Regions from separate parts of the Homo sapiens genome. Here all the other regions are linked to region 4. Evidence: chromatin loops called from intact Hi-C (ENCODE). Cell type or tissue: B cell. All regions are shown on one strand.

What was found. A loop is a pair of places that touch in the nucleus more often than their neighbours do. Peaks named below come from ENCODE experiments on the same cell type or tissue, not always from the same donor. Only the 100,000 strongest peaks of a DNase experiment are listed, where the experiment ranks them.
Region 1: it touches region 4 in a loop (12-fold over the local background); 4 of 110 quality-filtered maps call a loop at or near these places.
Region 2: a loop joins it to region 4, with 2.3 times the contacts of the local background. A loop is called at or near these places in 3 of 110 quality-filtered maps.
Region 3: a loop joins it to region 4, with 2.6 times the contacts of the local background. A loop is called at or near these places in 7 of 110 quality-filtered maps.
Region 5: a loop joins it to region 4, with 5 times the contacts of the local background. A loop is called at or near these places in 13 of 110 quality-filtered maps.

The regions. Positions count from the first base shown.
Region 1 is chrX:66,107,629-66,112,628 of GRCh38, forward strand. No RefSeq gene overlaps it. Among named protein-coding and RNA genes, the nearest start is that of HEPH, 54 kb to the right of the region's middle. In B cell, CTCF peaks have their summits at 2,687 (motif pointing right) and 2,886; a DNase peak (open chromatin) is centred at 2,663.
Region 2 is chrX:65,891,968-65,896,967 of GRCh38, forward strand. No RefSeq gene overlaps it. Among named protein-coding and RNA genes, the nearest start is that of MIR223HG, 120 kb to the right of the region's middle. In B cell, no CTCF peak of the experiment used is centred here; a DNase peak (open chromatin) is centred at 2,424; H3K4me3 peaks cover 843 bases; H3K27ac peaks cover 211 bases.
Region 3 is chrX:65,721,362-65,726,361 of GRCh38, forward strand. The region is part of intron 2 of MSN (moesin); the gene reads left to right. Among named protein-coding and RNA genes, the nearest start is that of MSN, 56 kb to the left of the region's middle. RefSeq lists a silencer at 1,426-1,720. In B cell, no CTCF peak of the experiment used is centred here; a DNase peak (open chromatin) is centred at 2,510; H3K27ac peaks cover 4,240 bases.
Region 4 is chrX:65,983,890-65,988,889 of GRCh38, forward strand. No RefSeq gene overlaps it. Among named protein-coding and RNA genes, the nearest start is that of MIR223HG, 29 kb to the right of the region's middle. In B cell, a CTCF peak has its summit at 2,575 (motif pointing left); a DNase peak (open chromatin) is centred at 2,522; H3K27ac peaks cover 1,454 bases.
Region 5 is chrX:65,869,872-65,874,871 of GRCh38, forward strand. No RefSeq gene overlaps it. Among named protein-coding and RNA genes, the nearest start is that of MIR223HG, 140 kb to the right of the region's middle. In B cell, no CTCF peak of the experiment used is centred here; a DNase peak (open chromatin) is centred at 2,120.

The sequences.
Region 1 (5,000 bases), 120 kb after region 4:
AGGCTGCAGAATAGGAAATATTGTTGCCTGATCCTTCCTCTGGAAGCTTCGTCTCAGAGAGGCACCCAGTTGTATGAGGTGTGAGTCAGCCCCTACTGGCAGGTGTCTCCCAGTTAGGCTACACGGGGGTCGGTGACCCACTTGAGGAGGCAGTCCGTCCGTTCTCAGAGCTCAAACTCTATGCTGGGAGAACCACTGCTCTCTTCATAACTGTCAGACAAGGACGTTTAAGTCTGCAGAGGTTTCTGCTGCATTTTTTTCAGCTATGCCCTGCCCCCAGAGGTGGAGTCTACAGAGGCAGGCAGGCCTCGTTGAGCTGAGGTGAGCTCCACCCAGTTCGAGCTTCCTGGTGGCTTTGTTTACCTACTCAAGCCTCAGCAATGGCAGATGCCCCTCCCCCAACCCCGGCTGCTGCCTGCAGTTCAATCTTGGATTGCTGCACTAGCAGTGAGCAGGCTCTGGGTGTGGGACCCCCCACCCCGGGCCAGGCATGGGATATAATCTCCTGGTGTGCCATTTGCTAAGACCATTGGAAAAGCACAGTATTAGGGTGGGAGTGTCCAGATTTTCCAGGTACCATCTGTCACAGCTTCCCTTGGCTAGGAAAGGGAAATCCCTGACCCCTTGCACTTCCTGGATGAGGTGACACCCCACCCTGCTTCACCTCACCCTCAGTGGGCTTCACCCACTGTGCAACCAGTCCCAGTGAGAAGAACCAGGTACCTCAGTTGGAAATGCAGAAATCACCCACCTTCTGTGTCGATCATACTGGGAGCTGCAGACTGGAGCTGTTCCTATTCAGCCATCTTGGAACCCAAAGCGTGACTTAACTGATTTGAATTTCATCTCCTTTTAATGCTCTGCTCACTCTTTGGAAATGATGTAAATAAAGGTAGTATGAGAAAGAAGAAACAAAGAGACTTGAAGAGATGACAATCTAGATCACCTGCCTCTGAATAAACAAGAATTGGAGGCATTGCATATGCATATGTATGTATTTTAATGTAAGAAGAAAGTCACAACAATGACTACATAACTAATCCAGAGAAAGCTAAGTGGGTATCAGTAAGATACTTCTTAAAATGCAAGGAACTGCTACTTTCCAGGTGCAGTCTGGTTTATCTTAAGAGTGAGTCAGGAAAGGATGGTAACCAAGCATAATGAGGTACTTTGAAATGTTTGTTGAAACTAGATGTGGCTTACCTATCCTGTTCCTTTAAGCTCATGTAGGAATCTGGATTAATGAACACACACAGAGTTTCATAGTTCACAGAAACTAAGTAAGGAAAGAAGCAAAGTATACCAGTAGCTGTTAGCCAGAGTATGTATACATGAAAATACTATTTCAGAAATATTGTTTCTTCATGTGTTAAGAAGTCTAACTTTCCCTTTGTGCCTTCTCTCAGGAAGGCATTGGTTTCCAAAGACATGCAGGGAGATTCTGTCTTATTCCGGTTTATGAGCAGTGTTTTTTAAATGCCCTGATGAGGATATGAATCACATTCTTTATACCATCATAATCTAGCAACAAAACTTGGCATAGAATTCTTCTTCTTGGGCTTAAAATACCACTCATAACTGTTTTTGCTGAAAATTAAAAGGGAACTTTTTATCTCATATTTGAAACATAAGTCACAAGAATGACTAACATTTATGCTTTAAATTATTAATCCTAGTTTTCAGAATTTTATTATTATAAAGATCACTGTACTTTAAGTGATAAGATATTAAACTTACTCTGTGTCGAGCATGAGGAATCTCAATGTACTTTGCTAGGAAGAAAGCTACAGCTGAATTCTAACCAAAAGCAACCTCAACTTTATAAGTACTTCCTTTGAAATATTAGACACTAGGCCTTCATGTGTCAATTCATGTGAGTAGTGACTACTTTCTTTCTGGGGCGTAATCAGCTTCTATTTCCTGGATAACCTAGGGCAATAAATAAAATGTTCTTGCTATGGAAAAAGCTACAAATGAGACTACATTGTTCAATCTTCAAATTCCTCCAGAGACTCAAACTGGATATGGGAAGAAAACGTATTTTTTTCTTTGATCTTTTATTAGGTTCTATATCACTCTATCTCTTTTTCTTATTTTTCTTTAGTAGTTTTCCCCCTTTTATCTTTAAACATAAACCCCTCTATCTTCTCTACATTTATTTGAGCTACCTCGTATGCAATACTTTAAACACATGCGTGAGAATTCCTCTCTGAATTTTGAATTCTTGAATCCTATCCAACTTATATTTTGTCCCAAGGAGATATTACAGTCTACTCACTCTCTTTGGTACCCCGCCCTTCCAAAGGACGGTCAGGATCCTCCTGAATAGATCATACACTTTTGGTCTGAAGTTTGTATGCATACTCTATCTGATTATACTTCCCTGAAATATACCGTGGGGCATTTTCTAGAGGGCATCTGTCCTACATGATAAAGCATGTTATGCGTAGTCCAGGCACCCTGCTGATATTCACTAAGAATAATAATTTCATGGGAATTTTCTAGTCTAGGAAAATCATAATTTGCTTTTTAATAAAAACTCTCCCTCAGGTTTTCTTGACACATGTGTCAAAGGTAAAAATACTTTAGGTAAACAGAGCCCGACATCCCGCACCCCCAGCTTTGGGGTGAAAGGGGTTAAACAAGGGCAGCTGCAAATCTATGCCTAACCAATAGGGGGAGTTGCCAGAATATATTTTATAAGGGGACATATTTCTTTCAGGAATTACTTTCTGAAGCATTACTTCTCCCCCATGTGGTGAAAGGTTTAACTTTCATTTCTAATTCCCGCATCCTCTATTAGAGGAGATAATATAAAAGTTATGACTTAGGATTCTTTTTTTTTATTGAAGATCCACTTTTTAAAAATAAAGATATATTATTTCTCAATTTAGAATACATTTAAAACCAAACAAGCTAACATATATCCCCATGGCCATTCCACTCTAAAACTTTTAATTTTCTTATTTATCCATTTAACAAACATTTACTGAACACAACTCCATCTCAGGTAGTTGGCTAGGCTCTGTGGAGGATGAACAGGCCAATGAGATGCAATTTCTGTCTTCAAGAAGCTAATAATTTAGCAGGAAATACAAATACCTTCATGACTACTGTTAACACAACATGATTGAATACTGGAGTAAGGACCATAAAAAGTGTTTGGGAGAATACAGGAGGAAATAGTGAATTATGCCTGCGGTGGTTGGGGATATATCATATATCTCCACAAGAAACCTCACAAAATAGAAAAATTCAGACTTGTTTTTCTAGAAAACTTGTCACAGGAATAAAAATTCTCCCACAGAATTCCATAGGAAGAAAATGTGCATCAGGATATTTGATGAATCTCATATATATTGCTTTATTAAAAAAAAACCCTGCTAACCTGTTGAACACAGAAAATGAAAAAAAATGAAAAAGGCTAACTCATTTGAGAGTGAATGATCATCAGCCGATGTAGTTTTCCTTAACATCTGTACATTCCCAGAGAATAAAGCCATGAGAAATAAATGCTGCTATTGAAGAAAGGTGATTCTAAAGCAGAGGTTTCTGAAACTTGTCTATAACATTCAACAAATGATTTGTCTGTAACTTATCTATAAAACAGACAATTCAATGATTAGCAAATGTGTGATAAATATTATAAAAACAACACTGTAGCCTATCTACACTCCTTCATAGTTCCTGCTTTAGAGATGAGTAACGTCCCCTTGCCAATATCCCTCTTCTAAGAATATGCAACTTTTTAAAAGGGAGACATACATATCCAAATAACCACAATAAAGTCAGGCTATAATAAAGTGTGGAGTGGGGGAAATGGGGTGTCATTGCTAATCAGCAGGGGATTTCCTTTGGTGTGATGGAAATATTCTAGAATTAGATTGTAATTATGGTTGCACCACTGTGTGTATACTAAATATGATAGAATTGACCACTTTAAATGGGTGAATTGTATAGTATGTGAATTAAATCTCAGTAAAAAAATCAGGCTGTGATAAGCACTGTGTTTGTCTTATAAATGAAGCACGGTGGGCATTTGTGAAAAGAGATTAATTCTGACTGGGGTATATGAGACTTCTAGAGGGAGGTAAAATTTGAGCTGGGACTTGAAAGATGAAAACTCTGGTAAGCAAATACTAGGAATGAAGTTGGGAAGAAAGGGCAGTCCAGGAAAGGAAATGGCTTGATGAAAGGCATTGATATAGGAAAGTTAATGGCAGTGTTATACAAATTGTGGTCCGTGGAATGATGCTTGTCTGCAAACCATTTGTTATTGGTTGTTGATCACATAAGTATAAAAACTGAGAGTAGTTCCTTAGAAACTTATATAGTAACGTGACATTGTTGTTACATCCAAACATCATCATTTTTTCTAATAATCCATTCTTATATTTCATAAAGTATTGATTTGTGATAGATCAGAACTTAAAAAAAATGTCCTTCACCATAGTCAGTTTGAGAAACAATGGTATAAGGCATGAAAAGAGAATAACTACCCTGTGTGGTGAAAAGATGTGTGTGTGTCTGTAACACACACACACACACACACACACACACACGCAACATGAATGAGAACAGAGGTGAGGTAAGAAGGAATAAAAAACAGAGGATAAGGCTGAACTGTCGAAGAATGTAAATGTCAGATACAGATGCTGGACTTATTTCATGTACTGTGGTGGGAATCAGCTGAGAGTTTTGAATAAGAATGACACAGTCTGGTCAGGTGCAGTGGCTCACACCTGTAATCACAACACCTTGGAGGCCAAGGCAGGAGGATAGCTTGAGCCCAGGAGTTTAAGGCCAGCCTGGGCAACATAGTGAGACCCCCATCCCTACAAAAAATTAAAAGTAAAAAAACAAACCTATGGTCCCAGCTACTCGGGAGGCTGAGGCAGGAGGATCACTTGAGTACTAGAGGTGGATGCTGCAGTCAGCTGTGATTGTGCTATTGCATTCCAGCTTGGGCTACAGAACAAGACTCTGTCTCAAAAATAAAA
Region 2 (5,000 bases), 92 kb before region 4:
TGAGTAAGTTTCTTAATCCTGAGTTCTAATTTGGTTGCACTGTGGTCTGAGAGACAGTTTGTTGTGATTTCTGTTCTTTTACATTTGCTGAGGAGTGTTTTACTTCCTATTATGTGGTCAATTTTAGAATAAGTGTGATGTGGTGCTGAGAAGAATGCATACTCTGTTGATTTGGGGTTGAGAGCTCTGTAGATGTCTATTAGGTCCATTTGGTGCAGAGCTGAGTTCCAGCCCTGGATATCCTTGTTAATTTTCTGTTTTGTTGATCTGTCTAATATTGACATTGGGGTGTTAAAGTCTCCCACTATTATTGTGTGGGAGTCTAGGTCTCTTTGTACATCTTTAAGAACTTGCTTTTGAATCTGGGTGCTCCTGTATTAGGTGCATATATATTTATTATAGCTAGCTTTTCTTGTTGAATTGGTCCCTTTACCATTATGTAATGGCCTTCTTTGTCTCTTTTGATCTTTGTTGGTTTGAAGTTTGTTTTATCAGAGACGAGGACTGCAACCCCTGCTTTTTTTTTGCTTTCCATTTGCTTGGTAGATCTTCCTCCATCCCTTCATTTTGAGCCTATGTGTGTCTTTGCACATGAGATGTGTCTCCTGAATACAGCACACTGATGGGTCTTGACTCTTTATCCAATTTGCCAGTCTGTGTCTTTTAATTGGGGCATTTAGCCTGTTGACATTTAAGGTTAATATTGTTATGTGTGAATTTGATCCTGTCATTATGATGTTAGCTGGTTATTTCGCCCATTTATTGATGCATTTTCTCCATAGCATCTACTGTCTTTACAATTTGGCATGTTTTTACAGTGGCTGATACCGGTTGTTCTTTTCATGTTTAGTGCTTCCTTCAGGAGCTCTTGTAAGGCAGTCCTGGTGGTGACAAAATCTCTCACATTTGCTTGTCTATAAAGGATTTTATTTCTCCTTCACTTATGAAGCTTAGTTTGGCTGGATACGAAATTCTGGGTTGAAAATTTTTTTCTTTAAGAATGTTGATTATTGGCCCCCACTCTCTTCTGGCTTGTAGGGTTTCTGCCGAGAGATCTGCTTTTAGTCTAATGGGCTTCCCTTTGTGGGTAACCTGACCTTTCTCTCTGGCTGCCCTTAACTTTTTTTCCTTCATTTCAACCTTGGTGAATCTGACAATTTTGTCTTGGGGTTGCTTTTCTCGAGGAGTATCTTTGTGGTGTTCTCTGTATTTCCTGAATATGAATGTTGGCCTGCCTTGCTAGGTTGGGGAAGTTCTCCTGAGAATATCCTGAAGGCTGTTTTCCAACTTGGTTCCATTCTCCCCGTCACTTTCAGGTACATCAATCAAACGTAGATTTGGTCTTTTCACACAGTCCCTCATTTCTTGGAGGCTTGTTCATTTCATTTTACTCTTTTCTCTCTAAACTTATCTTCTCACTTTATTTCATTAATTTGGTCTTCAATCACTGATATCCTTTCTTCCACTTGATTGAATAAGCTATTGAAGCTTGTGTATGCTTCACGAAGTTGTCATACTGTAATTTTCAGCTCCGTCAGGTCATTTAAGCTCTTCTCTACAGTGGTTATTCTACTTAGCCATTCGTCTAACCTTTTTTCAAGGTTTTTAGCTTTCTTGTGATGGGTTAGAACATGCTCCTTTAGCTCAGAGAAGTTTGTTATTCCTGACCTTCTGAAACCTACTTCTGTCAACTAGTCAAACTCATTCTCCATCCAGTTTTCTTCCCTTTCTGGCAAGGAGTTGTGTTCCTTTGGAGGAGAAGAGGCCATCTCGTCTTTGGAATTTTCAGCCTTACTGCTCTGGTTTCTCCCTATCTTTTTGGTTTTATCTCCCTTCAGTTTTTGATGTTGGTGACCTATGGATGAGGTTTTGGTGTGGATGTCTTTTTTGTTGATGCTGATGCTATTCCTTTCTGTTTGTTAGTTTTCCTTCTAACAGACAGGCCCCTCAGCTGCAGGTCTGTTGGAGTTTGCTGGAGGTCCTCTCCAGGCACTGTTTGCCTGGGTATCACCAGTGGAGTCTGCAGAGCAGCAAATATTGCTGCCTGATTATTCCTCTGGAAGCTTCGTCCCAGGGGGGCATCCACCTGTATGAGGTGTCTGTCGGCCCCTACTGGGAGGTGTCTCCCAGTCAGGCTACACAGGGGTCAGAGACTCACTTGAGGAGGCAGTCTGTCCATTGTTGGAGCTCAAACGCCATGCTGGGAGAACCACTTCTCTCTTCCGAGCTGTCAGGCAGGGACATCTAAGTCTGCAGAAGCTGTCTGCTGCCTTTTGTACAGATATGCCCTGCCCCCAGAGGTGGAATCTAGAGAGGCAGTAGGCCTTGCTGAGCTGTGGTGGGCTCCACCCAGTTTGAGCTTCCCTGCCACTTTGTTTACACCGTGAGCATAGAACTGCCTACTCAAGCGTGAGTAATAGTGGATGCCCCTCCCCTGCCAAGCTCCAGTGTCACAGGTCAATCTCAGACTGCTGCGCTAGCACCAAGCAAGGCTCCGTGGGTGTGGGACCTGCCGAGCCAGGCATGGGGAGGGAATCTCCAAATCTGCTGGTTGCGAAGACCCCTGGGAAAAGTGCAGTATTTGTGCAGGAGTGTACCATTCCTCCAGGTACAGTCATTCATGGCTTCCCTTGGCTAGGAAAGGGAAATCCCCTGACCCCTTGCACTTCCCGGGTGAGGCGATTCCCTGCCCTGCTTCGGCTCACCCTCCATGGGCTGCACCCACTGTCCAACCAGTTCCAATGAGATGAACCAGTTACCTCAGCTGGAAATGCAGAAATCACCCGTCTTCTCTGTTGATCTTGCTGGGAGCTGTAGACTGGAGCTGTTACTATTTGGTCATCTTGGAAGCAACCTAGTTATTTATCATGAAACACATTTATTCTTCTATTCTCAAGAGTCCTCAATAGTGGTGATAGAGTTAGAACTTGAACTCAGGCTTCCTAACTCCAGAATCAGTGTTCTTTACATTTAATTATGCTTCTTGTGTAATTTATTTCTGCTTTTTAATCATGCATGATTACATTGGCAAATAATAATAGCACACAATTATTAATGTTCATGGAGGAATAGCCATGTTCAAAGATCTTGATATTGCATTATCTCATTTAATCTTAACAACATTTCAAAGATATAGGTGTTATTTTCCAGGTGAGGAAGCTGAGGCTCAGAGATATCATGTAATTTGTGCAAAATTTCACAGATAACAAATTGTGAGAACAGGATTCAAATCTCGATGTCTGACTGACTTCAGTGCCTGTGCTCATAAATACTACTTTATTCTGTTGTTTTAAAGGATACTTTTGACCTACCTTGAGTGGAGCATGTGATTTGGCTTGTGTCCCAAGGAAAAGTGACAGTCTCCATAAACAGCAGTACTTTATGACTGACAGAAAGCATCTATGAAATAGATGAATGAAAAGAAGAAAGGCTGTCTGTGTTTGGACAATTTAAATCTTTTTGTTGGAATCAACCTGCTTCCAAGAAAGATGTAACTCATGCCCTAGCCTCACTACCAGATGACCTGGAGGACTTTTTCCAAGTCTGAGACTTACTCTTTTAGAGGAATATTAACAAACTACTATTGGCTCAGAGGACAAAAAGTCAAATTACAAAAGAGCAGGCCACCATAGCCCATGAAGAATGGCAGAAATGGGGCTGTTTGGTGAGAGGAAGTAACTTCAATGTCCAAATTGACATTCTCAGCCAGGCTAGGTGGCTCACACCTGTAATCCCAGCACTTTGGGAGGCCAAGGTGGGTGGATCACCTGAGGTCAGGAGTTCAAGACCAGACTGGCCAACATGGTGAAACCCTGTCTCTACTAAAAATACAAAAATTAGCCCGGTGTGGTGGTGGGTGCCTGTAATCCTAGCTACTTGGGAGGCTGAGGCAGGAGAATCACTTGAACCTGGGAGGTGGTTGCAGTGAGCCGAGATCATTCTACCACACTCCAGCCTGGGTGACAGTGAGACTTCATCTCAAAAAACAAACAAACAAACAAACAAACAACAACAAAAAATTGATATTCTCATTCTTGACTCTTCCCTCTCTCTAATGCCCATGTTCAGTCACCAATCATGTAGTTGTATCTCTTGAATATCTCTCAACTATCTAATAAATATTTGAAGATGATAAAATAAAATAATTCACAAAAAGAAACCTGAATAGTTCATTAGTAAATAAAAATTTATTCAGTTTATTGGTTAACAGAGAAGTATGTGTTAAAACAATGAAAAGCCACTTTACATGGATACGATTGACAAAAAGTAAGAGAAAAACACTAAGTATTGGTGAGCATACCAGGAAATAGGCACTACTCAGGCACTACTGGTGGGAGGGTAATCTGAAGAACAATCTGACAATACTTTGTGAAATTATGTGTGTGTTATTCCTTCCTTCTACTTTCTTTGGGCTTATTATACTTTTCCTTTTATAACTTTTTAAGTTGGATGTTTATACCTTCAATTTTGAGCCTTTTGTCTTTTCTAATGTAAACACTTATAGCCAAAAATTTCTTAACAGATACTGCTTTAGTCTTGTTATGTACTATTTTATTTTTTCAGCTCTAAATATTCTCAGATTTCCCATTGATATCTTCTTTGATTCATGAGTTGTTTAAAAGTATATTTTTTCTATACCTAAATGTCTCTTTAATTATCTTTTTGCTATTAATTTCTAAATTAATTGCATTCTGTTGAGCTGCAGGATACCAATTATTTGCAATTTTTTGAGGTTAACTTTATGGTATAATTTTCACAAATGCTCGTTCATGCCTTAAAATATGTATTCTTCAATGGCTGGGTGCAAAATTCTATAATATGTGTATTATTTCAAATGTGTTCATCATTTTGTTCAAGTTGCCTATATCTTTACTGACTTTTTGTTTGCTTCATCAACACTGAGAAAAAGGTGTGTTATATTTCGTATTTTAGTAGTGTAATTTGTCAATATCTCCTTGCTCTTCCATTTTTAATATATTTTTTGACCTACACAGTTAGAT
Region 3 (5,000 bases), 260 kb before region 4:
ATTTTGTGATTTAATCCTCAAATAAGTAAAATGCCTGGTGCATACCAAGCATTCTAATATTGGTGGTTCTTATTAAGGACTAAAGTAGGTGGCATTGCCCTGAGAGTTCAGATGAGGGAGCTATGAAATCAGGAAGTTCTTCTGGCTCAGTAAAGTACTTAGGACTTGAATACTCTGCAATAAGGACAGTAAACCTTTTTTTTTTTCATTTTATAAAATAACTAACATATATTATAGTAGGAGGATCTCCATCTTACAGATGAGGAACTGAGGCTTACAGAGGTGAAATTATCTGTTTAAGGTCATATAGCTAGGAAGTGGTATAGCTGGGGCTTAAACCAGGGCACATAGCATTTCCAGTTTTTCTAATGCTTTTGATCAACTGTCCTCTGGAACCTTCTTCCACTTTACCTGCTTCCAAAACTTAGAACCCTAGCTAGGTTGGGCATGGTGGCTCATGCCTGTAATCCTAGTGCTTTGGGAGTCCAAGGTGAGAGGATCACTTGAGGCTAGGAGCTTCAGACCAGCCTGGGCAACATAGCGAGACCCCATCTCTACAAAAACTTAAAAATTAGCTGGGCATGGTGGTGCATGCCTGTAGTCCTAGCTACTTGGGTGGCTGGGGCTGGAGAATCACTTGAGTCCAGGAGTTCAAGGTTACAGTGAGCTATGATTGCACCACTGCACTCCAGCTTGGTTAACAGCAAGACCCTATCTCTAAACAAACAAACAAAAAACGATAAAAGAAAGAAACTTAGAACCTCAGCTGAGTATGTTCTCTGTTATAGAGCAGGTGACCACTTGACCACAGGCAATGTGTAATAACAGAAACAGCAATAGTGGTAGCCCATCTTGGTGCTTTCCAGTGGTGCAATAATTTGCTTTCAGGTGGGTGGCTGATGCAGATGCTGCCAAATCTGTAATGGTATCTTGGGGGTCTCAGGTGTTTGGGCATTGATGCAGTTTTGCACATTGTTTCTCACACAGTTCTTCTCTTGTGGCTCCAGCATTACTCCCTCATTCTCCTCTAGGCGTGCACGCTCGTGTGTGTGTGTGTGTGTGTGTGTGTGTGTGTGTGTGTTTGGAGACAAGGTCTCGCTCCGTCACCCAGGCTGGAGTGCAGTGGTGTGATCTCACTGCAACCTTCGCACCCCACAGTCTCAAGTGATCCTCCCACTTCAGCCTTCCAAGTAGCTGGGACCACAGGTGCCCACACCAGCTATCTTTTTGTATTTTTAGTAGAGATGGGGTCTCACCATGTTGCCTGGGCTGGTCTCGAACTCCTGAGCTCAAAAGATCTGCCCCGCCCCAGCCTCCCAAAATGCTGGGATTACAGGATGAGCCACTGCGCCCGGCCATGCTCTGGGCTTTTGAAGTGGCTGATGACATCACTAGTTTGTTTACTCAGATAAATGCATGGGGGATTCAAGAAGAGAATTTCTGGGCTTTTGAAGTGGCTGATGACATCACTAGTTTGTTTACTCAGATAAATGCATGGGGGATTCAAGAAGAGAATCTCTGGGCTCCTAAGCTGACCTGATCTCCGCTCCCCTCTACAGACCTCAGATGTAGGTTGCCTCCACATGTCAAAAGGAGGTAAAGGGTTTTTTTTTCTTGCTTCCAGAAGCTCCTGATAATTAACGAGGATGTACTCCAAGGCAGATCTTTTCTTTTCACTGCACCTCAGTTTTCCATTTTATGTTGCTTGAACCCTGTAACTCTCCACAGTCATGGAGCTGAGTAGAATACACAACCTCCAGTTTCTTAAGCTAGTGTCTTAAAAACTGAAGTCCTACTTTCTTTAGGTGTATGGGGCAGGTTCCAGGAGGGATACAAAGCTGTGAGATGAATGTGGTTTAGTATTCTAGAGCATTAATTTTACTTGCAATAATTTTAAAAATTCATTATTTATGGAGTAGAATATAAAATTTGCACAAATAATTAAACCTGAGGCTTCAAAGAAATTATAGCTGGGTTACAGCCATCTACCTATTATCTCCCCCTACCCCATCCTACCACACCCCCTATGTCCCTTGGGTATATGCATTCATTATTTTCTGCTGCTTAAGGATTTTTTCCATGGGAGCTTTGAGAAATACTGGCTCAGATCCGATAAGCTGGCTGTCGGGTCAAAGGGAGCCAATAAAGAATTTTCTTTTTCCTCAGGGATAGGACCATTTCTCAGAGTGGAATGATAAGGACCCTAGTCACTGGAGCCACAGAGGTTATTCCTGGAACTGGAAGCTAGATGCTAAGCTCTCACTTGAAAATAAGGTTTCTCTTTCCTCTGGAATGGAGGTCTCAACTGGAAGCAAAGCTGGAAGCAAGAAAAACTTGGCTTGGAAAAGGGGTTTAGAGTTGCCTGATAAAATGGTTCACAGCACCCCCATGGGCCTTAGAGATTTCCTTGTAGCCTGGGGTCAGGAGTCATCCATTTTTGTTCTTTGTTCTTTTTCAGTTTCAATTCTGATTTCAGACCATATTTCCTTCCCGCCACGTCCTCAATTTCTCACTTTGAGACTTCAGTGCAGGCTGAGAGATATTACTCATCTCTTTAAGCCCTAGAGCCTAAGGAAGTGGAACATTTATGTTTCTGATTTCTTTATGTTCACAAAGGAAGAGACAGTGCTCAGAGAGATCACCCTCCCTCCCCCCAGCACTGAGCCTGAATTCTCTCTTTTTTTTTTTTTGACATCACTTTAGGTATTACTTTGCCCAACTTCTCCTGAGTTACTCTGGATCTCAGAACTACTTTAGTCACCATGATCCTTCTCTCTCTCTCTCTCTTTTTTTTTTTTTTGAGACAGAGTTTCACTCTTGTTGCCCAGGCTGGAGTGCAATGGCGCGATCTCGGCTCACTGCAACCTCTGCTTCCTGGGTTCAAGCGATTCTCCTGCCTCAGTCTCCCAAGTAGCTGGGATTACAGGCATGTGCCACCACACCCAGCTAATTTTCTATTTTTAGTAGAGACGGGGTTTCACCATGTTGGTCAGGCTGGTCTTGAACTCCTGACCTCAGGTGATCCACCTGTCTTGGCCTCCCAAAGTGCTGGCATTATAGGCATGAGCCACCACACCTGGCTAATCCTCCTTCTCTTATCACACCCCTACTCCCACCCAATAGTGAAACAGACAACGTGGTGCAAAAAGAGGCTAACGGTCTCACTCCTGGGATTTCTGGGACTGGCTGCATAGTCTGTGCCTACCTCACTTCCTTTCAGTCTTGGAGTCTCTTAGCCTCTACAATTAGTCTGTTAGTACAGGCAAAGACCAGTTGCTGCTTGTCTGAGTCCATTTTATGTTTGTTTTGTTTTGTTTTTGTTTGTTTGTTTGTTTGTTTGTTTTTGACAGTGTCTTGTTCTGTCACCCATACTGGAGTGCAGTGGTGCAATCTCAGCTCACTGCATCCTCCACCTCCCAGGTTCAAGCTATTCTTCTGCCTCAGCCTCCCGAGTAGCTGGGACTATAGGCACGCACCACCATGCCCGGCTAATTTTTTTGTATTTTTAGTAGAGACCAGGTTTCACCATGTTAGTCAGGATGGTCTCGATCTCCTGACCTCATGATCTGCCCATCTCAGCCTCCCAAAGTGCTGGGATTATAAGCGTGAGCCAACACGCCCAGCCCATTTTATGTTCTTATAATAAAATACCTGGAGCTAGTTACTTTATACAGAAAAGAGGCTTATTTGTCTCCTAATTGTAGTGGCTGTAAAGTCCAAGAGCATGGCACCAGCACCTGCTCAGCCTCTGGTGAGGGCCTTTGTGCTGTTTCATAATGTGACAAAAGGTCAAGTAATTCACAGGGACAGGGGTCCCCATGACTGAAACACCTCTCATTACATACTACCTCTTAATGATTCTACCTCCCAGCACTGCCACACCGGCAATGAAGCATCAACATGAGTTTTGGTGGGGACAAACCACATCCAAACCATAGCACTGCTCTACTACTTCTGTTCCAAGTCTGTTCTCCCCCCATGACCTAATATCCTGGCCCTCATGGTCCATCTTCTTCTCTTCAGCATCTTCAGTGGGTCTTCTCTCTCTCTCTCTTTTTTTTTCTCTCTCTCTCAGCTGGATTGTTTCTTGGATCTTGCCTTTTCCCACCAATTGCATCTGGACACACTATTCTTCTGCAACCCTGTGGAAAATGATTAGAACTGTTAATTGGGCCTTGGGCCCTGTTTAGATCTAGGATGATATACAAGGTGCTTTAAAAAAATCTTTTCTGTTCACGCCCACCCACTACCTTCATCCTCTGCAAAAAGCCAATATTACATTTCAACATAAGCATTCACATTTCTCCATCTGAAACTTTCTGGCAGTTCCAGCTGCCTATTGACTTAGAGTCAGGGAATCAACTGGCCATTGAATTCTGGAAGCCTTTTGAACTTTCCTCATTACCTCCCACCCCCACTGATCTTTTCTAAACATGTTTCTAATTATCCACATCAGCAAGAGGTAGCTGGGAAATGGGATTGTTTTTATTAACCATTTGCAAAATAACCTTGTAATGTAATTAGTACAATGATAGAACTTAAGAGAAAAAAGAGATCATTGAAGCCATACTCCCCAATTTGGATAGATAAGGAAGGCGAGGCCCAGAGAGGAAATATGCTACCTTGATATCATACAGCTAGTTGGAGACAGACATGAACATTTTGCTCAGGTTTCCTGATACTTGATCCAAGCTATGAAGGGGAAGGGTGACCTGGTGAGCAATGAAGGTCGATGACTTGGGGGACATGGCTTCTCCCCAAAGTGGTTGTCGCTTGGGTCTAGTGGGAATGCCAGGAAGCATATCTCGATGCAGAAGTGATCAAAGTTTATTACCTGGATGGGAAATTTGGGCCAAAGGAGAGACAAGGCAATTAATCACTTGAGAAGCTCAGGAGTCGTAAGCTCATATGAGTACTTGGCATTAGGACATAGCATGCTAGAGAAGAAAAGGTACAAGCTCTATAGTCAGACACATCATGGTTCTATATGGCTCTGTAAT
Region 4 (5,000 bases):
ATCTAATTAAACTAAAGAGCTTCTGCACATCAAAATAAACTATCATCACAGTGAGAAGGCAACCTACAGAATGGGAGAAAATTTTTGCAATCTGCCCATCTGACAAAGGTCTAATATCCAGAATTTACAAGGAACTTAAATAAATTTAGAAGAAAATAAACAACCCCATTAAAAGTGGGCAAAGGACATGAACAGACACTTCTCAAAAGAAGACATTTATGCGGCCAAAAAACATATGAAAAAAATCTCAACATCATTGATCATTAGAGAATTGCAAATCGAAACCACAATGAGATACCATCTCACACCAGTCAGAATCACGATTATTAAAAAGTCAAGAAACAACATATGCTGGCAAGGCTGTGGAGAAATAGGAATGTTTTTACACCATTGGTGGGAATGTAAATTAGTTAAACCATTGTGGAAGACAGTGTGGTGATTCCTCAAGGATCTGAAACCAGAAATACCATTTGGCCCAACAATCCCATTACTGGGTATATACCCAAAGGAACAGAAATCATTCTGTTTTAATGATACATGCTCACATATGTTTATTGCAGCACTATTCACAATAGCAAATACATGAAATCAACCCAAATGCCCATCAATGGTAGCCTGGATAAAGAAAATGAGGTACATATATACCATGGAATACTATGCAGCCCAAACAAAACAAAACAAAACAAAACAAAACAAAACATGAGATAATGTCCTTTGCAGTAACATGGATCAACCTGGAAGCCATCATCCTCAGCAAACTAACACAGGAACAGAAAACCAAACACAGAATGTTCTCACTCATATGTGGGAGCTGAACAGTGAAAACACATGGACACAGGGAGGGAAACAACACACACGGGGTCCTGTCAGGAGGGTGGGGAGAGACGGCATCAGGATAAATAGCTAATGCATGCTGAGCTTAATACTTAGGTGATGAGTTGATAGGTACAGCAAACCACCATGGCACACGTTTACCTATGTAACAAACCTGCACGTTCTGCACATGTTTCCTGAAATTTAAAATATAATAATTTTTTTAAAAAGAAGAAAAAGAAACTGGTTGACTGAAAAAAACCCACTTCATTTCTCATAGTTTCCCTTTCTCATTTGTAGAACAAAGACTAGATAATCCTTAAAGTCTCTTCCAATCTGGAAACTCCGCAAATGCATAAACTTTCAATAACAAAGGCCCTGTTCCAGATGACATGGGGGCATAATTTGGTAAGACAAAATTCTTGCTCCCAAGCAACTTCACATTTAGTAGGGAAAATAGACATGTATTGTAATTGCCCCTCTTATCTCCTCTGGAATCCTTGGCCCAATTCACAAATCCTTGGCCCACTCTCCAATTAAAAACTCCCTTATAATGCCGCATTTTCTACTGGATAGAGTCAATACTTATTGACATGCTAAGTATTTGATAGAGCAGTTATCTGAAGATACACTCTCTGTCTTCTTATCTATCTCTTTTTTTTTTGGCATTCCAGTATGGCTCCAATCTAGCTTCCTCAATCCTTTGATGTGCCTTTGTTATCACGTAACATGCGCAAAACTAATGTGGTGTTATATATCTGTCATTCTCTAGTTTGACACTTAGATCCTGGAGAGCCAGAATTAAGCCTTAATCTTTTATGAGTCCTTCACATGGGAACTGATATAAAATATACAACCAATATATGTTAAGCAAAAGAATAAATAAGTAAATAAATTAAACAAATCTAACATAAGGTAGAATGTGATCAATGCCATAAGTGAAAGGCATAGATAAAGCACAGACGAGTCTCAAGCATCTGATAATTTGTGACTAGTAGAATTAGGAAAGCTTCTATGGGAATAATGTTGTGTGACAATGTCATTAAAGATAATTAAGGTTTCATCTCATGGAAGATTCCAATGGACGGAGCCAAGTCAAGTCAATAGAACTATGCAGAGGATATGTTCAGAGACTAGGGAACAGTCCAGCCTGGCTGCTCCACGGAGGTTGATGAAAGGGCAAAGAGGGACACTGGTAAAGTTTGTTGGTACCAGATTATAATAAACCTTTAGAACCAGGCTGAAAGTTTTGAATTTTCTTTAGGAGGCAATGAAGAGCACCAGGTGGCTTCTGAGCAGGTAAACACTGTAATCCAATGTGTGCTTGATGGAAAGGAGTAAAAACATGGTGCCCGGGAGGGTCTTAGAGTTTGTGTAGTGATGCAAGACAGCCTGACAGGCAAGAAGACAGACTCTAGACCCTGCTGTGAGGAGGAAGAAGTGTGGCATTCCAGCATGTTTATGAGAACTCAAACACATTGTAACTTAGTGATAGACGCTAACAATCTCAAGCAGCCTTATTCTAACAAATAATGACTCACTCTTACCATTTGTGAATACTAGGCAGCTGTGGCTCTTATATATGTCAGTCATCTGGGGTGCGACATACCAAACCTAACAGGGGATTCACAGTTCTGACTGAGCTCCATCAGGACTGGCTCCTGTGTGACCTGGCCCATCCAGTTGTGGGTTGTTCCCTTTGTTACTAGGGAAAATTTCCCTGCGTTAACATTGCCCTCTAGTGGTTTTTGTTTCCTACAACCGGAGGTACACTTACCCCAACCTTAAACTTTTCCCTTTCTCAGAGATTGCAGTTTTCTTTTCTGTCTCTTTGTTTTCTCTTTCATCTCTACCTTCTCTTATTTCTCCCTCCCTTATTCCATGCAGTGGAGTGAGTGAAGCAGACAGGCCTAGAGAGAATTAGCCCAGTGTTACAGATAAGGAAACTGAGGCTTAGAAATGTGAAGTTAATTTGCTCTACACATTCAGCTACAAAGCATCTTAACTACAAAGTGACTGGATTAGAATTCAAACCATATATCTGAACTTGGAATTCTGGTTTTTATCCAATTCACTTTCCTCCCTTCTTCCTTTCTGTTCTCCCTCATTCCATCTCTCCCTTTTCATTCACCCTCCCTTCCATAAATGCCAGTTGACAATTCTGTGGTAGGAATAGTGTTAAGACATAGAAATAAATAGATACTGTCTTTGAGGGAACTCCCAGTCTCTTATGACAGAGAGACAAAAATAATTATAACCCAATGTGATTATATTGTTGATAGAGTCATGTTGGATGTGCTGGATCATCAAGGATATAGGGTAATTTACCTGTTATAGAAGAGGGAGAAGGGAAGATTATTTCAGGACAAGGAACCAGTCAGCACTAAGGTATAGGTATGGGGAAATAATAAGACATTTTCAGATAAAGAGTAAGGGGATGAAGGAGTTGGGGGAGTGGGGCCTGGAGCCAGATTGTGGCAGCCTTTGTGTGCCAGGCAGAGTATTCTGGACTTTAGCCTCATTCTCTCTTTTTACACAATTTCTGAAGCTTATAAGTAAATACATTTTCTAGGCTATTACCATACCCCCACATACTAAGTTGTTTAGTTTATTTGTCAAGCAGGCCAAAAAATAACAAAATAAACTATTTTTAAGCCTGTCCAGGGGTATAATATGAGTCCAAGACCAAATGGGAATGAAACCCTGGTCTCCTGCCTTCTAGGCCTTCGGATGATAAAAATGAGGAGGGGGAGAAAGGTGGAGAAATTAACTGAAAAATAATGGGATAGATTCCAGACATCTGGACCAGCCTCAAACAAATCAACATGCAGACTATGTCCTGTTTGCTCTGCCTTCCTCTTTACTTACAGGCCTAGAGATTGGGTAGGAAGCAAATGTTTGTTTATCAAAGTATATTTATCCACTGACCTCCAGAATATTTTCAGGGATGGTTGCTGTTCCATGAAAAACATGCAGGTCACAATACATTGGCCTCAAATCACACAGGTATTCTCATAATACTTCCAAATAGTGCTCCTTCTTTCCCCACATCTTATTTGGGTGCATGTATTAATAATTATCAGCCTCCTAACTTTACTTCCTCACATGTATAAGGCTTCCCTTGAACAAAGACTTCTCACGAGCGTTGGGTTCTTCGGCAACCCTAGGAGAGAAGTAAGGAGGTGAAATCAGGTCCTCATTTTTCAGAAGAAGAAACAAAGGTTCAGAGATGAACTTGCCCCCAACTAGGGGAAGGAGGCAGAGTAGGATTCCAAGTTCAGTGCTTTTGCTACCAGTTCCTGTTAGGAAGTGTACTTAAAGAAGCACTAAAGCCACAAGCTTAGTGAAGGCTCATTAACAACACTTTCATTAGCATACTTCATGGTTAATTTCCATTTCCTGCACAATTTCTCCAGACTCAGGGTCCTGAGAGCTAGAGGAGTCACACTGAGCCATTGTTCTGGTCAGTGTGACATGTTTCCATTCTGAGCCAAATTTTCAATAAAGGTCCTCTTTTTTTTTTTTTTTTTTTTTTTTTTTTTCCAGACAGAGTCTCATTCCCTCACCTAGGTTGAAGTGCAGTGGTGCGATCTGGGCTCATTGCAACCTCTGCCTCCTGGGTTTAAGCAATTCTCCTGCCTCTGGCTCCCAAGTAGCTGGGACTACAGGCATGCACCACCATGCCTGGCTAATTTTTGTATTTTCAGTAGAGACAAGGTTTCGCCATATTAGCCAGGCTGGACTCAAACTCTTGACCTCAAGTGATCTTCCCGCCTCAGCCTCCCAAAGTGCTGGGATTATAGGCATAAGCCACTGCACCCAGTCAAAGGTCATTCTTACTCTACAAAATAGGGTTATTCGGGAATAAAGAGAACCCTCGGAAATGCATGGCAAGTTGAACAACATTTATGCTTATGGATTCAGGAACTGGAAATATACCAAATAATTAATGTAGTTTTTCTTACCAGATAAAACAGTCCTTGCAGCTTCTTCTGCCATTAGCTGCTTTTCTTTGATAACTGACTTTCTCTTTGTCTGATGACAGGGGATGAACCTCAATTTTATATATATATATATATATATATACACACACACATATTTATTTATATATATAATTTTCCTTTAAATCTTCACAAAACACTATGAGTTAGGTGTGTAGCATTATTATCCTTTTTAACAGATGAGGA
Region 5 (5,000 bases), 110 kb before region 4:
TTGCAAAATACATGAAACATAAATGTTCACTTTAAAGTTGAAAATATTTTATCCCAAGTTGCGGTCAATTAATAGGCTCAGAAAAAATATTATGGTTGCTGCATTTATTTATTATTTCAATCAGGAAATATTCATGGAGCACTCGCTATGCATTACGCACTGTGCTATGTCCTGAGCATACAAGTCAGACAGTCCCTGCTGTCAAGTAGATCTTCTCATTTGAAGGAAGCAGACAAGTAAGAAAAAAAATCAGTATAAATGAAAACCTAATATACAATAAAGGTTCCACCAAAAATTAATCGGGACAGAATGGATTATTTAGTAGATAATGTTGGAAAAACTGGCTCACTATATTAAGAAAAATAAAACTGAATCCCTGGCTAACACTACATACAAGGATGGATTCAAAATTGATTAAACATCTAAATATTAAAGATGAAACATGTAAAGTTAGTAAAAATTTGTAAAGTTAATTAAAAAAAATTAGGAAAATGTATTTGTGACCTAGGGACAAAAAAGGATTTCCTTGTTTTTTTTTTTATTTCCAACTTTTATTTTAAGTTCAGGGGTACATGTGCAGGATGTACAGGTTTGTTACATAGGTATATGTGTGCTACAGTAGTTTGCTGTACAGATCAGCCCACACCTAGGTATTAAACCCAGCATCCGTTAGCTATTCTTCCTGATGATCTCCCTCCTCCAACCCCCCACCCTCTGAAATGCCCCAGTGTATGTCATTCCCCACTTGTGTCCATGTGTTCTCATCATTCAGCTCCCACTTATAAGTGAGGACACGCAGTACTTGGTTTTCTGTTTCTGGCGTTAGTTTGCTAAGGATAATGGCTTCCAGCTCTATCCATGTCCCTGCAAAGGGCATGATCTCATTCCTTTTTATGGCTGCATAATATTCCACAGTGTGTTTGTACCACATCTTCTTTATCCAGGCTATCATTGATGAGCATTTATGTTAATTCCGTGTCTTTGCTGTTGTGAATAGTGCTGCAATGAACATACACATGCATGTATCTATTATAATTATTATTATAATTATTCTATTATAATAGAATAATTTATATTCCTTTTGGTATATACCCAGTAATGGGATTGATGGCTCAAGTGGTATTTCTAGTTCTAGGTCTTTGAGGAATCGCCACACTGTCTTCCACAATGGTTGAACTAATTTACATTCCCACCAACAGAGTATTTCTCCGCAGGCTTGCCAGCATCTAATTTTTTTTTGTCTTTTTAATAATCACCAGTCTGACTGGCATGAGATGGTATCTCATTGTGGTTTTGATTTGCATTTCTCTAATGATCAGTTATGTTGAGCTTTTTTTCATATGTTTGTTGGATGCATACATGTCTTCTTTTAAGAAGTATCTGTTCATGTTCTTTACTCACTTTTTAATGGGGTTACTTGTTATTTTCTTGTAAATTTGTATAAGTTCCTTGCAGACTCTGGATATTAGACCTCAGTCATATGGATAGATTGCAAAAATTTTCTCCCATTCTGTAAGTGGTCTGTTCACTGTGGTGATAGTTTCTTTGCTGTGCAGAAGCTCTTTAGTTTAATTAGATACCATTTGTGAATTTTTGCTTTTGGCGTTTTCTTTTTTTAAAAAATTTTATTATTATTATACTTTAAGTTTTAGGGTACATGTGCGCAATGTGCAGGTTTGTTACATATGTATACATGTGCCATTTTGGTGTTTCCCCATGCCTATGTCCTGAATGGTATGGCCTAGATTTTCTTCTAAGGTTTTTATAGTTTTGGGTTTTACATTTAAGTCTTTAATCCATCTTGAGTTAATTTTTTTATAAGGTGTAAGGAAGGGATCCAGTTTCAATTTTCTGCATATGGCTAGCCAGTTCTCCCAGTACATTTTATTAAATACGGAATCCTTTTCCTATTGCCTGTTATTGGTCTGTTCAGAGTTCCTATTTCTTCCTGCTTTAATCTAGGAGGGTTGTTTGTTGGCATCCAGCCAGGAGGTAGTGCTTTCAAGAGTGTATCAGCTGCAGAAGTATAGAGAGAAACTTGCCTTGGGGTCGCCTGGTTTAGTATTCAGGTTTCTCAGGTGGTGGGCAGGACCACAGAGCTCCCAAGAGATTATGTCCTTTGTCTTCGTCAACCAAGGCCGGTAGAGAAACACCACCAGGTGGAGCCAGGGATAGGACTACTCGAGCTCACACTGTCCTTGGGCAGGGCTCACTGCGATTGTGTGGTTCCCAGGACAATGGAGTTATAGTCCCAGGGGAATTATGCCTGCCTCTGCTGAGTCATACTGGTAACCAGGGAAGTAGGGGAAATCAGACAGTCACAGGCCTCACCTTGCTCCCAAGGAGCCTGCAGTTCTAAAGGCCAGTCTCACTCCCACTGTGCACACCCACCCCCAACAGCACCGAGTGACCACCAGCATCCTTGCTGAGAAAGCAAGTAGACTCAGTTTTTTGGTATCTCAGGGAGCCTACAGTGGCTCCAGTTCCTTCAGAGGGTCTGTGAATTCTCTCAGTTTTCCTGGTATGTTCCTGCGGTAGTTCTTGGAGCAAAAGTTCATGATGTGAGTCTTCACATGCTGCTCTGTCTGTCTGAGTGGGAGCTGCAAGCTAGTCCTGCCTCCTATCTGCCATCTGAGACCTGTGGGCTTTTCTCTTTTCCATGTTCCCCTACCTAAATCCCTGGCACAATACCTTTCTAATATTCTTCTGCAGTTTTCTGTTCTCTTAGGAACGCTTCTCTTCTTCCTCATGATTCTATGCCTTTTCTGCAGTCCTGTTTCTTTGAGACCCTTCCCTGTATCACTGGTGCTTCATCCATTTTCTGTAATCTTACCTCTTTCCTAGGTTTCTGGGGTTTCTTGGTCTCTTGGAGTTCCCTATCCCCTATGTCCCTGTGGCATCATCTGTTTTTCTAGTATCCTCTCTAGATCTCTGAGGCTTCACCCATTTTTTTCTGGGGTCTAATTTTTTTTCCTGTAGTTTCCCTGTTCAAATCCCCAGAGCTCCACTTTGTTTTCAGATTCTATGTCCCTGCTGGTGTCTCTTTCCACTTTCTTGGCCTCTTTCTCTTCCTGAATTTCTTCAGTCACCTTGGTTTCTCCTCTCTGGTGTTGTTTTTTGGTTTTTTTTTTTGTTTGTTTGTTTTTTCTGGACCTTGTCTGCCAACCCCCACTTTCCTACTAAGCCTGATGCTGAGGTAGCTAATTCAGCATGATTTGTGCTTAGGTGGTGCAGAATCCAACCCCGCAGGAAATGTGCCAGAATTCTATCATTTAAAGGTTGGAGAGTCAAGAGGAAAGAAGTAAAAGTGAGTGCACACTGTCTGCCAAAATCTGTGTTGTGCTTTTTCACATGCATTACCGACTGCAATCCTCACAGTAGCTCTGTGCATGGATTTTGGTATCCCCATTTGACATATGAATAAACTGTGGCTTAGTGGAGAAAAGCTTCTTGGAGCTGGATGGAGCAGAGGGAAATCCTTGCCCTCTCCGAGTGTTAGGTAGGGTAGGGAGTCATCACCTGCATTCTAGAGAGGGGGCTCAGGCGTCTCTGCCCAGGCTGCACCTCTCAGACTAGGGAGAATTCCAGCTCTACAGAGGCCCATGGCAGCCTACTCTCTCAGGATCTGACTCTGCAGGGCGCTCTCCCGGCGTGGCAGGAAAGAAAAAAGTGGTTTTCGCACCTTGGTGGTGGCTTCAACACCTCCAAGTTTGGGGTGTGAAAGTGGGATGTTGGCAGGGCTTCCAAGCTATGAGGGGTGGAGTTGGTCCTGAGGTGCTCCCTCCCTCAGCCCTATCTCCCACCACACCCTTGCATGCATCTTGGTGGCCATAGAGCGCAATGGCCACCTGTTCCTTTCCTACGGCCCCAACTACTTACCTTGCTCGGATCCTTGTTTCAGGTGTCCACGTGCCTTGGCTAACCAGATCTGGGACATGGCTGGCTAGTGCAGGGCTTGTCCTGTGCCGCCTTCACCCGAAGGATGGGGGAGGTGTGCACCACAGGGTTGCAATTCCAGCAGGTGAGAAATCTGCAGTGCCTGCAGCTGGAGCTTTGGTGGGGATGCCACAGCTGCAAAGCTCTCTTTGGCAACCTACTGCCCAGAGTCCCGGTGGCCCCGACTGGTGGGAGTGCCTGGAAGGCCAGGAAGTGAGTGTGGCCTAGGTATCAGGAGAGAGGGAGAGAGAGAAGAGGGCCTACAGCGTTGGAGCACGGCTGCACAGCCTGCTCCTGGACTGTACAACTTACTCCTGGACTGCACAACTTGCTCCTGGACTGCAACCTGGACTGTCACGAAACAGCTCAGTGACCAGAGATGATGTGGTCGGCCTGCTGGCTCTGTTAAAGGGTTTCAAACTTCCCAGTAGCCTGCCTTCTGGCCATCCAGCTAGGCTTCTCCTTGCCTGCTAAATAAGGGCATGAGTCACCTGGGACCCTGCTGCACCAGACTGGAATGTGTTGGTCCCAGTTGGGCTGGGGAGAGCCTCTGGCCCTGAGACCGCTCTGGGGAAGGGCTGTGGGAGAGCTGTAAAGGGGAGGGGAGAGAGTCTGGTGTAAATCCAACAGCACAGTGACAGGGACAGGGGCTGCAGAGAAGGCTCTAGAGAATAAAGCTGTATTGAATTGGGCTGAGAGGAGGCTGAGAGAGGGGAAGAGGTGAGACTGGGGCCATTGTAGAGAGAGGGGCAGGGGCTAGGGGAACCCAGGGGAGACAGACTGGGGTTGGAGGTCCAGAGGAGAGAAAAAGAGAGTCCATGGCAAGACTCTTGGTGAGTCAAGGCTCTAGGTGAGTGATATTAAAGAGAGCCATGATTGAAGGGAGGGGTCACTGAGAGATCAAGACATGGGCTGGCAAGTTTGGGGACAATTTCTGGCCAAACGTGTAGTGACGAATTACATTCCAAGATCACAGGGAAGGACATGAAGCACTGAGGTTTAGAGATCAGTACCTTCTCAATTACTCAGTAAACGTCACTGGATCCCTTCAATCCACACAGCCC